Linked DNA regions of Homo sapiens: regions 1 and 3 are each linked to region 2. The links are chromatin contacts, found by Hi-C in ENCODE. All regions are on one chromosome and are shown on one strand. Each heading gives the region's core, a stretch centred on a gene start or an enhancer-like site at or near the end of the contact. The rest is flanking DNA. Distances are from core to core; before and after follow the strand shown. Region 1 has its middle 14 kb from the start of ART3. Region 2 holds the start of STBD1 (starch binding domain 1). Region 3 overlaps SHROOM3 (shroom family member 3).

Region 1 (4,384 bases), core at 114-2,613, 250 kb before region 2:
TAAGCTTCATAATTCTAGGAATCAATCACTGCTGATTCATATGTTTAGATATATTCATTTCTGTCTTTCTGTTTCTTAGGCCAAAAAGAAAAAAGAAAACCAATATTTAAGAGGTGAGAAAAGTAACAGGAATTTCCTATCTATTTATACACATACACACAAACACAACAAACCTGTAGTCTTTGCTGCAGAAGCAGCTTGTTTTTCATTCCATAGGGTATTTTTTTTTCTGTGCATTGAATTAAAATTTGTAAACAGCAGGAATTGTGGCTTGTTAAAAGAAAAACCTTAGACAAATTAAATTTAGCAGAGCTTAATTGAGCAAAGAATGATTTGTGAATTGGGTAGCCCCTCAACCAGAATAGAGAGGTTCCAGAGCTCTGTGTGGTGAAAGAAGATTATGGATAGAAAAAGGAAAGTGACGTAGAGAAAATGGAAGTGAGGTACGGAAACAGCTGGATTGATTACAGCTTGAAGTTTGCCTTATCTGAGCATAGGTTGAACAGCTGGCTGTCCTTGATTGGCTGAAACTTGGTGATTGGCACAAGAGTAGATTACAGTCTGTTTACACATCCAGTTAGGTTACAGTTCACTGTGTATGAAGAAACCTTTAGGTTATAGTTCACAATGTATGGAGAAACCTTTAGGTTATAGTTCACAATGTATGGAGAAACCTTTAGACTGAACTTAAAATATGTAAAGAGACAGCTTTAGGCTAAACTTAATTTAACAGACTTTTTGGTTGCCTTTGGATTGGTGGGGCAGGGGAAGAATCTAATAGCAGATATTTGCTTTGCAAGGTCCAAAGATCAATTTTGTTTTCTTGCTGTCTTCTCGTTATTTTCTCTTGTTTTTTTTTCTTTTTTTTTTCCTGAGCTTTATTTGCATCTCCAGTCCTTTTCTCTATCCTTACTTTTTAATTGACTATAATATGGAATTGAATTTTTTAAAAAATCTGTTAAATTTATTTTTAAAAGTTTATTTCTTGGTCTTGCATTTAAAAGGCTGTGAATTGAACCTTTCTTCTTTAACTAAAAAAAACTGTAATTAAGTGGCTTTTTTCTTAAATATGTTCTCAACTAATTTTCCTCCTTGTAGGTAGCTTAAAGGAAAAAGAAATGTCCTTTCAGTACTCTCATTACATATTCAGGCAATCCCAATTTGTATGGACAACTAAATTAAAGTAACAAGTGACTCTGACAATTTAGAGAAATGAATTAGTAAAGTTTAGTAGCATTAAGCACAGGAGGATTTACTTAAGAGAAAAAGCAGGCAAACTTTATAAACACAAGTTGGAGAACTATCAAGTTTGTACATGTCTCACAGAGATGAAGAATACAGAATAAACCACTGGCCAAATATAAGTTAGATATGTAACACTAACACATAGAATTAGCAAAGAGGATGTTGTGGGTTTATATGGAAGAAATCTGTTTGTGAGTCACTGGTTAGGAAATCAGAACCTACTTTCCTATAGATGTCAAATGGTAAGGGTGATTGTTCAGTCTGAGAGGTCCCTCCAGGGCAAGGAACCTTGTCTAATTTATCTTCCATCTCATCCTGTTGCCTTGCATGGAGTCAGGTCTTAAAAAACTCATTTCCGTAGTTCCTGGTTTATAAAGTCTAATTAACATGTAAGATACCCCAAATTCAAGCCTTTGTCCTATTTTCTTCTTAACCTACTGATGTCAGATGTTTTTCTATTTTGGAACATAATACTGTTGTAGAATATTGTGGAATCATAAGTTACTGATTAAGTTACTGATATCATAAGTACATTGGTAATATATAACCAAGCCCAAAGAACCCTTATTTCATATCAGTTTGATTTATTTTGGCTGTGACAATCAACTGTTTTCTCTCTCATGAAAATCTCTTTTCTTGAGGCTTCTTATTCTCCTTCTCAATCTCCTTCTTGAAATCTTGTCTCTCTCTGCACCTAAATGCTAGTGTTCTCTAGGGTATTATGCTCTCTATCTGCAAGCCTACACACCTATTGGCTAACATGGTAGGCAGAATAATTATTCCCCAAAGATTTCCATGCCCTAATTCCTGGAATCTGTGAATATGTTATATTACATGGCAAAAGGAACACTGGACTTATATTATGGACCTCAAAATACATATATACATTGGGTGGACCCACTGTAATAACATGGGCACTTAAAAGAGGAAGAGGAAGACAGAGCAGTCAGTTAGAGAGATGCAGTGGAAGAGGCAGGAGGTATTTGATTATGAGAGATTCCACTTGCTGTTATTGGCTTTGAAGATGGAGAAAGTGGACCACAAACCAAGGAATGTGGGTGGCCTCTGGAGTCTGTGAATAGCCCTCAGCTGACAGTCAACAAGGAAACACAGGTCTCAATCTTAAGTCTTCAAGAAACTGCATTCTGCTAACAACCCGAATGAGCAAAGAAATTGATTCTCTTTTAGACTCTCAGAAAGTAACTTAGCCCTGCCAACACTTTGATTTTAGCCTACAGAGATCTATGTTAGGCTTCTGATCTAGGAACTTTAAGATAAGAAATGTGTATTATTTTAAGCCACTAAGTCATGATAGTTTGCACAGCAACAGTAACAAACTATTGCAGCTAATGACTCTCAAATTTAAATGACTATCTCAGATCTTTCTCTGAACTAGTCAGTTGCCTATTGGATAGCTTCTCTACAGTATCTGGCTGGAACCTCAAACTCATTACATTGAGATAAAACTCTTTTCCCTAAAACCTGCTCATATTTTTTATCTTGATGTTGCTCCTAACCATTCAGACTCCTTAGCCAGAAATCTGGGGGTCAGTTTAAACTCCTTTTCTCAAAATACACTATTTCTCTACACATCCCTATGCTATATAATTGATACCAAATCATTTTGATTTGGGGTTTATTACCACTGATTTAGGTCAAGCTCCCACCACTTCTCACTTGGATTTCTCAGGTAATCTCCCAACACATCTTCCTGCCTCTTGTTAAAATGTCTTGGTAATTTATTCTTCTGTTCTATGAAAGTGACCTTTTCAATCAGATTATGTTTCTCCTCTACTTCATGGTTTCCCATTGCCATTTCAGTCAAGTTCCAATTTCTAAGCATTACACACAAGGCGCTCTTTATGATCTGATTCCTCTTTCCTCCCCAACTTTTTAACTCTTTGTGTTCCATAAAACATATCATGCTGTCCAGCTGTATTAAATGGCTTGCATTTTCTTGAACATGTGCTATGTATGCCATCAGTGCCTTGTACATACTTTTTTATCTGACTGGAAGGCCCTCCTTTCTTTGTTTCCCTAACTCCTACTTCTTTAGTCTTCAACTGAATTGTCACTTTAGTTAGGGGCTCAGTAAATGTTGGTTTAAAGAGTAAATGAGAAGAATGCCAAAGAATAAGAATTGTGAACCACTGAAGTGGATTTTTACACGAATTTCTAGAGTCCCTTTCCCTAAAGGACAATTTTAGATGGCAATGTTTCTGGAATAGTTTGAGGGTAGCCTTTTGTTAGTTTTATGTAAATGCTAAGAAGAGAGCATTTGAGTTTGGTATTTGGAGTAGGAATAGACAGGAACTCACTAAAGAGTTACTTCAGAAGAGAAAGTCATTATGGATGATGGTCTCGTATAAGAAAGCTACCAGACCTACTCATGTAATCATCCACTGTTCTTATCTGCAAGAGGGATTACCCCTTTTAGTTTTGCTTCCTATTTTTTAAAAGCTAAGATATCCTGTTCCAGAGAGAGTAAGCTTACATTAAAAAGCATTAAGTATCTTTAGTTTTCTTTTAAATTTGACTTATGTTCTAATGATTGTTACTTCATGGGGGTTTCCAACCTTGGGAAAAAAGTTAATAACTATTTTTTTAGGTTTATTATGAGAACTATACAGTTTAGTCAATATAAAATATACAGTGCCTTGTGTGTAATTAAGTAGTTAATAAAGGCTAGCTATTAGTTGTTATAAATTATCGTTATTGCTAAGCATTTAAAAATGATCCACCATTTTGCAGAGATTTAAACATCTCAGAGCATCTCATCCTTATGTGAAAGAAAAATAAATCTTTTTTTTTTTTTTTTTTTGAGACAGAGTCTCGCTCTGTTGCCCAGACTGGAGTGCAGTGGTGGGATCTCGGCTCACGGCAAGCTCCGCCTCTCGGGTTCACGCCATTCTTCTGCCTCAGCCTCCCGAGTAGCTGGGACTACAGGTGCCTGCCACCATGCCTGGCTAATTTTTTGTATTTTTAGTAGAGATGGGGTTTCATTGTGTTAGCCAGGATGGTCTTGATCTCCTGACCTCGTGATCCGCCCACCTCAGCCTCCCAAAGTGCTGGGATTACAAGTGTGAGCCACCGAGCCCGGCCCCAAGTCACATTTCAAATGCTCAGTAGCTACATGTGG
Region 2 (5,102 bases), core at 1,471-3,970:
TATGATACAATGTAAAAATAATTCTGATGGGTTGAGAAAATAATTTTTGGTATTATTTTAAATAAATGAATGGACATTTATGACAGCAATAAATATTAAGAGCCTTTTAGGTATTATAAGTGAATAGTGGGGCTTACATCTGAAGGATTTTACAGATTCTCTGGGATTTTTATCCCTTAGACAGGAGTCCCCAGACCTTGGTCTGAGGCCTGTTAGGAAGCAGGCTGCACAGTAAGGAGGTGAGTGGTTGGCAAGTGAACATTACAGCCTGAGCTGCACCTCCTATCAGATCAGTAGCGGCATTAGACTCTCATAGGAGCACAAACCCTATGTGAACCGCACATGCAAGGGATCTTATATTTTTATCAGATTTTTTGAGACAGTCTCCCTCTGTCACCCAGGCTGGAGTGCAGTGGCATGATCATGGCTCACTGCAGCCTTCACCTCCCAGGCTTAAGTGATCCTCAGCCTCCTGAGTAGCTGGGACTATAGGCGCCACTGCCTTGCCCAGCTCATTTTTGTATTTTTCCATAGAGACAGGGTTTTGCTATGCTGCCCAGGCTGAAAGAATCTTATTTTATACAGTGACATTCATTCTCTTAAAAATATAGCTTTACGGTTACTTTTTATTATACATAAAATGAATTTCAAGGAACGGTAATATCCACATGGGCTAAAAATGCATATGGAATCTACGTAAGAAAAATGCCAATAATGCTCTAGGGTGAAATTACCTGGGGCTTTTAATTCATTCATTCAACCTGTACTTCTAAGCGCTCACTCCGGAGAGGTTACAGGTGCTAAGAATTCAGCAGAGAACAAAGGACAACCATCCCCGCTGTCATTTACACTCTGAAGGGAGGAAAGAGAAATTAAACCACAGACACACAGATTATAGAGTGTATTAGAAATGACGCCCTAAGTGCTAATGAGAACAATGGAGCAGGGGAAGGATATAGGGAGTAGGATTGTAATTAAAACTGGGATTGTCAAGGAAGGGCTGGGCAGGGGAGGGGGTAGTGGGGATGCAGATGACACTTGTGCCAAGACCTAAAGGGGATGAGAGAGAGAGGATGTCTGCAGGAAGGATGACTCTAGGCAAGGAAGCCAGTGTGGTTGAAGGTGGCAAGATGGAGATGAGTGCACAGTGGTCATGGGGAACAGATCCTGTAGGGTCTTAAAGGTTCTTCCGTGTGATCTGGAGCAACTGGAGGGTCTTGAGCAGAGAACTGGGGTGTTTTAACAGGATCACGCTGACTGGTGGTTTGAAAGTGGCCTGTGGGAGCTTGCTGTGTTTTGTTTTGCAGCAATGGGAAGGATGTGGTTGCCACTTCCTGAGATGGGGAAGGTGGGGAGAGTAGTAGGTTTGGGGAGTTAGGTGGGGAGTTCAGGTCTGGATGAGTTGGGTTTGAGATGTCTATTAGACATCCACGAGGAGATGCCCAGTAGGCAGTCTTCGCCCTCACCTCTCCTCTACCTCCTCTCTTATGATTACAGAAGTTGTGGCCTGCATCAAGGCGTGCATCAGCCTTCCAGTAACCCCACTGGCAGAACCTTGCACCCCGTTAAGGGCTACTGTCCATTCGGAGCAAGGGGCACATTAGATAATTTGCCCTACCAGAGAGAGCAATTATAGCAATTACTCCAAGGCAGGTGTTTGGTATCTGTGGCCTTTAGCAGTTGAATGTCGGAGTCCAAGGGAAAGGTGTGAGCTGCAGACATAGACGTGGGGATCATCAGCTTGAAGCTGTTGTGCAAAGTCATCAGATCAGCAGAGGAAAGGATTTACAAAGAAATATATATAACACCGCACAGGGTTGTTGTCTTGTGAGGATTAAATTAAATACACACTTAAAACATCCGGAATACAGACAGTGCTTAATAAAGAGCTGCTGTTTTTATTAACAAACTTATCTGTAGGAGCTCGTCCATGGACAACATCCAGTTCATACAGATGCGTGCGCATTTCGCAGCAGCCATACACGCCCAAAGAGGACGAGACTGGATGTGATTGAGCTGACTGGCATCTTTAGATGGATGGTCCTCAGTCCAGTCCTTCCATTTTACAGGCGAGGAGGCGGAAGCTTGGGGAGGCTAAGCGCGCTGAGCTGGCGGCGGAGCGGAGCTTCCACTAGGGCTCCCAGTTTCCCCGCACCGCGCCCGCCGTCCTCCGGGCCACCCATCCCACCCGAACGCGCCACCGCTCTAGCCCGCGCTCCAGCCCGCGCGTCACCGACGCCCGCGGCCTCTCCCACCTCTAAGTTCCAGGAAGCTCTCGGCCTCTAGCTGACCGCGTTGCTGCTGAGCTTCCCTGGGGAGAAGGCGCCGAGGTGCCCGGTGCGGGCCGAGGCAGGGCTGGGCCTCGCGGGCAGCAGGCGGAAGAAGGAAGGGCGGTGGGGCAGGTCCCGGCTGCGCGGGGCAGTTGTGCGCACTTGGGTTCTTCACGCGGGACACACGTGGAACGCCGACCCCTGCGCCCCTGGCCGCTGGCAACTGGCAAGGCCGGGAACAGAAAGTGTAGGGACAGAAGAGCGCTGGAGTCTTCCCCGGGAGGGAGCCCGGGGCTGCAGCCCAGGGGCGGGGAGCGGGGCGGGGCTGGGAAAGTTGAGTACTGGTCGCTCAGGGCCGGGCTCCGCCGGAGTGCCCGGCGCAGAAACCGTAAAAGGCTGGAGCGGGCGGGGTAGGTGTGGCTCTGTGTGCGTGACCTGAGCCCCGGTCCCAGTCCCTGTAGTCTCCTGCGGCCGCGGCCTCTCAGCCATGGGCGCCGTCTGGTCCGCCCTGCTGGTTGGAGGGGGTCTGGCCGGAGCACTTTTCGTTTGGCTGCTGCGGGGCGGCCCTGGCGACACCGGGAAGGACGGGGATGCGGAGCAGGAGAAAGACGCCCCTCTTGGGGGAGCTGCGATTCCGGGAGGCCATCAGAGTGGCAGCAGCGGACTGAGCCCTGGACCTTCCGGGCAGGAGCTGGTCACCAAACCAGGTATTCTTCCCCCCGTGACTCCAGGGCACATCTGCCAGAGCTTTGAGGTTCATCGAGGAAGGGAGCAAAGAGACAAACCCACCTGGAGCTTTCCTAGGGGCCCATTCCTGCGGACGGGCTCTCCTAAGGGGACTGGGCCATCCCCACGCCCCTCGGTTTCCCAGGCTGGTTGGTACGCGCAGGCAGGTTTCTTGTCTGGTCCTCCAAGGGCCGCGCCCTTGCCGAGTCCCTCAGCGCCCGCGCCTGAGGACTTGGTCCTGCCCCTCCGGCGGGGATGAGCTCCTCCACTTGGCGGCGCTTGGTGCAGTGCGGGCGGCTGCAGTGGCGGCGCCCCTTCCCGGCCTTTGGAAAGGGGGGCTTAGGTTTAGGGGATCCTACAAGCCTCTTCGATCTCTGCCCAAGCAGGGACATTTTCTAAGTCCCAATCCGGGTAGTCTGACATCCTCCCATCGCACAGCCCATGAAGAGCTGGGTTTGGGAACACCCGAACTGCGGGCGCCTCCTGCTATCTGGATGCTTCTTTAGGAAGGCAAAGTTCAGGTTGGACTCTGGCCATGAAGGCTGTGGCTGAGGCCCTGGGGATGTGCCTTGGTCACCCCTTTCAGCACTGTCGGCAGTCCCCTCCACGCTGCCCCAGAATAGGGCCGGATAGTCATCCCTAGGAAGGGACTACTTAAATAGGGGACCCAACCCTGATGAGTAGAATTGACATCTGGGTTTAAATTTCTGTATTTTAGGGACCGTTTGCTAAGCAGAGAGCGAACACTGGCAGAAAAGCTTACCGTCCAGTGCCCTCCCTTGGCAAGCTGCCCATGCCTGGACAGAAGCCTAATGGTGAAAATGACATCTGTGAACTTTATTTTTAGCCCAGTGGTGTTCATGTGCAGCCATATGAAAATCTGCCCGTGTGCCTTTACTGTGATTGGTCTGGGATGCCTAGACAGTTCACTTATCTTTTTTCTGAAGACCAATCTCATGCTTTAGGTTGAAAAGTTGGGAATCCAGAATAATATTTGTTCATTCTCACTTCCAACTCCCACCATCACCGAGGCGGGCAAATCACAAGGTCAGGAGTTCGAGACCAGCCTGGCCAATATGGTGAAACCCTGTCTCTACTAAAAGTACAAAAATTAGCTGGGCGTGGTAGTAGGCGCCGGTAGTCCCAGCTACTTGGGAGGCTAAAGCAGGAGAATCGCTTGAACCCGGGAGACAGAGGTTGCAGTGAACCGAAATCGTACCACTGCACTCACTCCAGCCTGGGTGACAGAGCGAGACTCCATCTCAAAAAAAAAAAAAAAAAAGGGATAAAATGAAACAAGACTGTTGTCCCCATACCACCACCACCCCCACACCACATAAAACCACAGCTGTGCTGATTGTATGTATGATTTGGAGATTTCAATCTTGTAGGGAGCTATTTGGACTACCAATGGCATGGCCAAGAAGGAAACTGCATTTTTAGAGGACTTGGATTTTGTATTTTTAAGAACGTTTTTTAAAAAATGCTTACAATGGAAGGGGATACAAAACACCGTTTTGTTGGGGAGGTTCCTAACGCATATGGGATTGGCAAGGAGAAACCAGCCCCTTCCCCCAGTTCTCCCTCCACTCCTGCCCAGGGAAGCACTACTGTTCTCCGTATCTCCCCAAGGTGACAGCTCCTGCTGATCTGCCCGCAGGTCTGCGAGAGCCAATCCCTGCCCTGCATGCCTCCCCTGGGAGAACAAGTGTACTCTTCTGGTTTGTAACGTAGCCACGCAGCCCTTTGCCCCACAGCCTGGACAACATTCTTTGATGATAGGAGCCAAGCAACTTAACTTGGCTGCATGCCAGTATGGCCTGGACTGTGGAGACTGGGGACCATGGGGGGGTTACACGTCTGCCTCTACAGCTTACCACTTCATTTACACTTGTGCTGGCACACTGATACTCCTGGATGTCCCTTTTGTTGTCAGATATACATGTGTATTCTTAGAGCACAGTGTTGGGAGCATACTGGTTAATTAAGTAGTACTTGATTTTAATAGAGGGGGACTTTGTGAATTGCAGATTGATTAGTAGTAAAGCTTTCAGTAACTAAATCTATTTTCTCAGCCTGACTTTTTTCTTAAATGAACTACCTGAC
Region 3 (4,581 bases), core at 1,323-3,822, 180 kb after region 2:
CAATACCATTCAGGACATAGGCATGGGCAAGGACTTCATGAATAAAACACCAAAAGCAATGGCAACAAAAGCCAAAATTGACAAATGGGATTTAATTAAACTAAAGAGCTTCTGCACAGCAAAAGAAATTATCATCAGAGTGAACAGGCAACCTACAGAATGAGAGAAAATTTTTGCAATCTATTTATCTGACAAAGGGTTAATATCCAGAATATACAAAGAACTTAAACAAATTTATAAGAAAAAAACAACCCCATCAAAAAGTGAGCGAAGCATATGAACAGACATTTCTCAAAAGAAGACATTTATGTGGCCAACAAACATATGAAAAAAAGCTCATCATCACTGGTCATTAGAGAAATGCAAATCAAAACCACAATGAGATACCGTGTCATGCCAGTTAGAATGGTGATCATTAGAAAGGCAGGAAACAACAGGTGCTGGAGAGGATGTGGAGAAATAGGAACATTTTTACACTGTTGGTGGGAGTGTAAATTAGTTCAACCATTTTAGAAGACAGTGTGGTGATTCCTCAAGATCTAGAACCAGAAATACCATTTGACCTAGCAATCCTATTACTGGGTATATACCCAAAGGATTATAAATCATTCTATAAAGACACACGCACACGTATGTTTATTACAGCACTATTCACAATAGCAAAGACTTGGAACTGACTCAAATACCCATCAATGACAGACTGGATAAAAAAATATGGCACGTATATACCATGGAATAATATACAGCCATAAAAAAGGATGAGTTAATGTCCTTTGCAGGGGCATGGATGAAGCTAGAAACCATCATTCTCAGCAAACTAACACAGTAACAGAAAACCAAACACTGCATGTTCTCATTCATAAGTGGGAGTTGAACAGTGAGAACATGTGGACACAGGGAGGGGAATATTACTTACTGGGGCCTGTGGTGGGGTGGGGGGCTAGGGGAGGGATAGCATTAGGAGAAATACCTAATGTAGATTGACGGGTTGATGGGTGCAGCAAACCATCATGGAACATGTACATCTATATAACAAACCTGCATGTTCTGCACATGTATTCCAGAACTTAAAGTATAATAATAATAAAAAGAACAGATGATGTATCCAGAATGATTTTTTTTTCTGTCTATAACCTTTAGTTAGCAATTTCTATCAAGGCAATGCTAAACTCATTATGAACAGGAAATAGATGATACAAAACAAAGCAAATTAAAAAATAGGTCTGGGCCAGGTGTAGTGGTTCATGCCTGTCATCCCCGCACTTTGAGAGGCTGAGGGGGGAGGATTGCTTGAGGCCAGGAGTTTGAGATCAGCCTGGGCAACATAGTGAGACCTCATCTCTTAAGAAAAAAAAAAATTTGCCAGGCATGGTGTCTCACACCTGTAGTCCCAGCTACTTGGGAGGCTGAGCTGGGAGGATCATTTGAGCCCAGGAGTTGGAGACTATAGTGAGCTATGGTTTCACCACTGCACTCTAGCCTGGGCTACAGCCTGAGACCCTTACTCTAAAACAAACAAACAAACAAACAAACAAACAAACAAACAAAAAGTCTTAGGAGAGCTGATTACAGTTTAGCGGAAGCAGCCTTTTGACTTTCCCTTCTTTTAATACCAGGGATTTTACTTAGATTGCAAAACTGTGGATGTTTTGTGGCAACTTGGAGTCTCAACATCTATTAGCAAAAAAGTAAGAGGATTGTAATTACAGTCTAAGCTTCGGAGCTGGTTGGGCCTGACATTTGAGAAAATGGATAAGGCCAGCCCTTTGTCTCCCTCTGCCCCCACCCGCTTCCCTCTCTGGGACCCAAGCTCTCTTGCTGCCCAGCCAAACCTGTCGTCTTGAGAAGGCACTGAAGCTGCTGACCCTTTCTGCTCTGCCCACCAAAATATAACCACCCACAGTCTCTGTTCAGAGATGGAATCCAGTGAGATACCTATAATACATTCACAGTAGATGTCAGATAATAGAAGAACTCACTCTTCTCATATCACATGGGAAACACACTGTTGTCGCCTTTCCATCCTGTTTCAACAATTCAGATTATCTCAAGATTCAGAAGCTGCGATGTTAAATTAGGGGTCAACTGTCCCTTGCCCCCCTCCCTTGTGACCTCACTTTCCTGTCTCTCATTGATACTTGCTGTCTGCAAATAACCTGGACTCTGGGTACTTTTTTCATGTGAAAGGAAGGATTTTGAGCTCTTTTTGGCTAAAGTTGATAAGAAGGATTGGAAAGTAGCTTAGTTCCTAATTGAGGTTCTCTCCCTGTCTCTAAATATAAATAGAAAAACTCATGGAACATTTGTGAGAGAAGAGTTATATGTTTAGTTGCTTAGAACATTTTATTTTAGAAATAAATATTTAGGGATACAGCCATTCATGGTGTTTTCATGAACTTATCCCTTATGAATGCATATGATATGTTCATTCACCTCTTTGTAGAAGCTTTGATCGTTTTGCACAAAACAGGAAGTAGTAGTAGTGGCAGTATGGATTTGGGAGGGTGAAGTTAGCTTTGGCCAGGTGATCTCTGCATATCAGACTATTAAAGGCAGCGCCTTTACAGAATGTTGGCTGGGCTGTGACTCATGCTTTGCTTTGCACTCCCTAAAGAGGCTTTATGTATCGCCTCTTTGTCCTTTCCCAAGTCATTTGAAAATAAATAGAAGAGAGAATAATGTGATCAGGGGCTCTAATTGTATTTATTGCTTATGTAGGGTTGTAGTAGATACAGGGATGTTTCCTTATTCTTTATGTCTTGCACATCTGAAATGTGTCATAATAAATGATATTTTAAAAAACTAAACAGAACAACTAGTTTTGGGAATTTGTCCTACATAGTCATATGACTCATCTGCATAGATCCTAATATGATCATAGCTTGGCCATTTCCATTTTTTCTGTTTTTCTCCTTCTTAAACACAAGTGGAATTTTTATTTTATTTATTTATTTATTTTTTGCGTTTTTCAATCTTGGATAGGACTAGTTGCTTCCCACCTTTTCTGAGGTACAGAAAAAAATAAGTGCGTGCTGCCATTTGCTTAAAGATCAGCAGTTTCCATCTCTGCAGGTCAGAAAGGAAGTGAATACAATGTATTGGATCAATAAGCACAGATATTTGCAATACTAACTATACCAATTTCAAAAACACAGTAAGTTGTATATTTAATTGAAAGTTCAGAAAGGACAAACAGTAGATGACAGCTAATACAGTTTGAAAAGAATGTTTAAAATGTGCAGACAAAAGATTATTTGCCTATAAACAAGATTGATAATTTATAATCATGTGATGGATTGAATCTCTTTCATAAATATTTGAATAAGATGGGATCAAGGCAGTAAAGTTGATCATGAAGCTTTACCTTGTCAATCCTCATGAGTGTTGACAATACCTGTTGGGAATAAACCCTGTAGCCTGGCTGACCAACTGATATCTATATCCCAATCCACTGGCACATCAATAATTTTTGTAAAGTAAAAAGAAAAAGAGGGAGAGGGAACTGTTTGTTTGATGGTGGATGGAGAAAGTGTCCCAGGAAAGAAAGCTACATGCTGGTGTCTTAGTGGCAGCCAGGACCACCCTGTGTGGACATGTAGTTTGTACTCTGCATGACTCCTGGGGGCATCATTCACATAGATTCCTAAAGGAATGACGCTCTCTATGGTTGTACAATCTCAGCCCTAGTGGTAATCATTTATTTGGCAATCTGGAAATGTTTCCAGAAGTATCCCTTGTGAAGGACAAAGGTCTACTGTGTATCTTGCATATTTCATTATTAACCCTGTGACTTGTGCTGAGTAACTACTTAATATCTATTCAGTGCTAAAATAAGAGAAAGGCAACTTTAAAAAAAAAACCTTTTTGAGACATAATTCACATATTATAAAGTTCACCTGCCTATAGTATACAATGATTTTTAGTATATTCATGGAGTAGTGCAACTATCACCACGATCAATTTTGAAACATGTCATCACCACCCCACCCCCAGAAAAATAAACCTCATGCCCATTAACAGTCATTCTCTGTTCCTCTCTTGCCCCAGCTCCTGGCAACCACTTATCTACTTTCTGTCCCTACAGATTTGCTGATTCTGGACATTTCATATAAATAGAACCATATACTGTGTGGCTTTTGGTGGCAAGTTTCTTGCACTTAACGTAGTGTTTTCAAGGTTTATCCATGTTGAAGTAGCATATATCAGTACTTTATTTCTTTTTTATTGCCAAGTTATATTCCACTGTATGGCTATACCACATTTTATTTATCCATTCTTTAGTTGGTGGACATCTGAGTTGCTTCTACTTTTTTGGCTATTATGAATAGTGCTGTTGTGAATATTCATGTACATTTTGTTTGTGTGGACATAAGCTTTTAATTCTCTTAGGCATATATCTAGGAGTGAAATTGCTGGAGAGAAAGGCAATTTTAATTTAGAAATCTCTACATTATTTGCTTTTATATTTAAAGTCATCTTATTAATGGTATATATCTGGCTTGGCTGGTAATTCTGGGTCCTGTATCAAACCTCCGCCTTACAATCCCCATCCATGTTGTGAGCCGGTAGGTGAACCACAGA

What was found. A loop is a pair of places that touch in the nucleus more often than their neighbours do. Pooled maps may share reads with other maps.
Region 1: a loop to region 2 is called in a map with no recorded cell type, with 5 times the contacts of the local background. The contact joins the enhancer-like site here to the promoter of STBD1 in region 2. A Hi-C loop is called at or near these places in 16 of 37 single-sample maps with no recorded cell type and 13 of 50 pooled maps.
Region 3: a loop to region 2 is called in a map with no recorded cell type, with 2.3 times the contacts of the local background. The contact joins the enhancer-like site here to the promoter of STBD1 in region 2. A Hi-C loop is called at or near these places in 2 of 168 maps with a recorded cell type or tissue (cardiac septum and prostate gland), 2 of 37 single-sample maps with no recorded cell type and 1 of 50 pooled maps.

Annotation. Positions count from the first base shown.
Region 1 is chr4:76,058,513-76,062,896 of GRCh38, forward strand. It overlaps a transcript of ART3 not described here. Among named protein-coding and RNA genes, the nearest start is that of ART3, 14 kb to the right of the region's middle. Within about 2 kb of position 1,364, at least 4 of the 41 ENCODE cell types and tissues checked have a DNase peak (open chromatin) inside an H3K27ac peak, as active enhancers do.
Region 2 is chr4:76,304,013-76,309,114 of GRCh38, forward strand. It overlaps STBD1 (starch binding domain 1), which reads left to right and starts at 2,721. Exons shown (of 2, transcript NM_003943.5): 1 at 2,721-2,977. The coding sequence starts at 2,758. The region is part of intron 6 of FAM47E-STBD1 (FAM47E-STBD1 readthrough); the gene reads left to right.
Region 3 is chr4:76,483,064-76,487,644 of GRCh38, forward strand. The region is part of intron 1 of SHROOM3 (shroom family member 3); the gene reads left to right. Among named protein-coding and RNA genes, the nearest start is that of SHROOM3, 50 kb to the left of the region's middle. Within about 2 kb of position 2,573, at least 2 of the 41 ENCODE cell types and tissues checked have a DNase peak (open chromatin) inside an H3K27ac peak, as active enhancers do.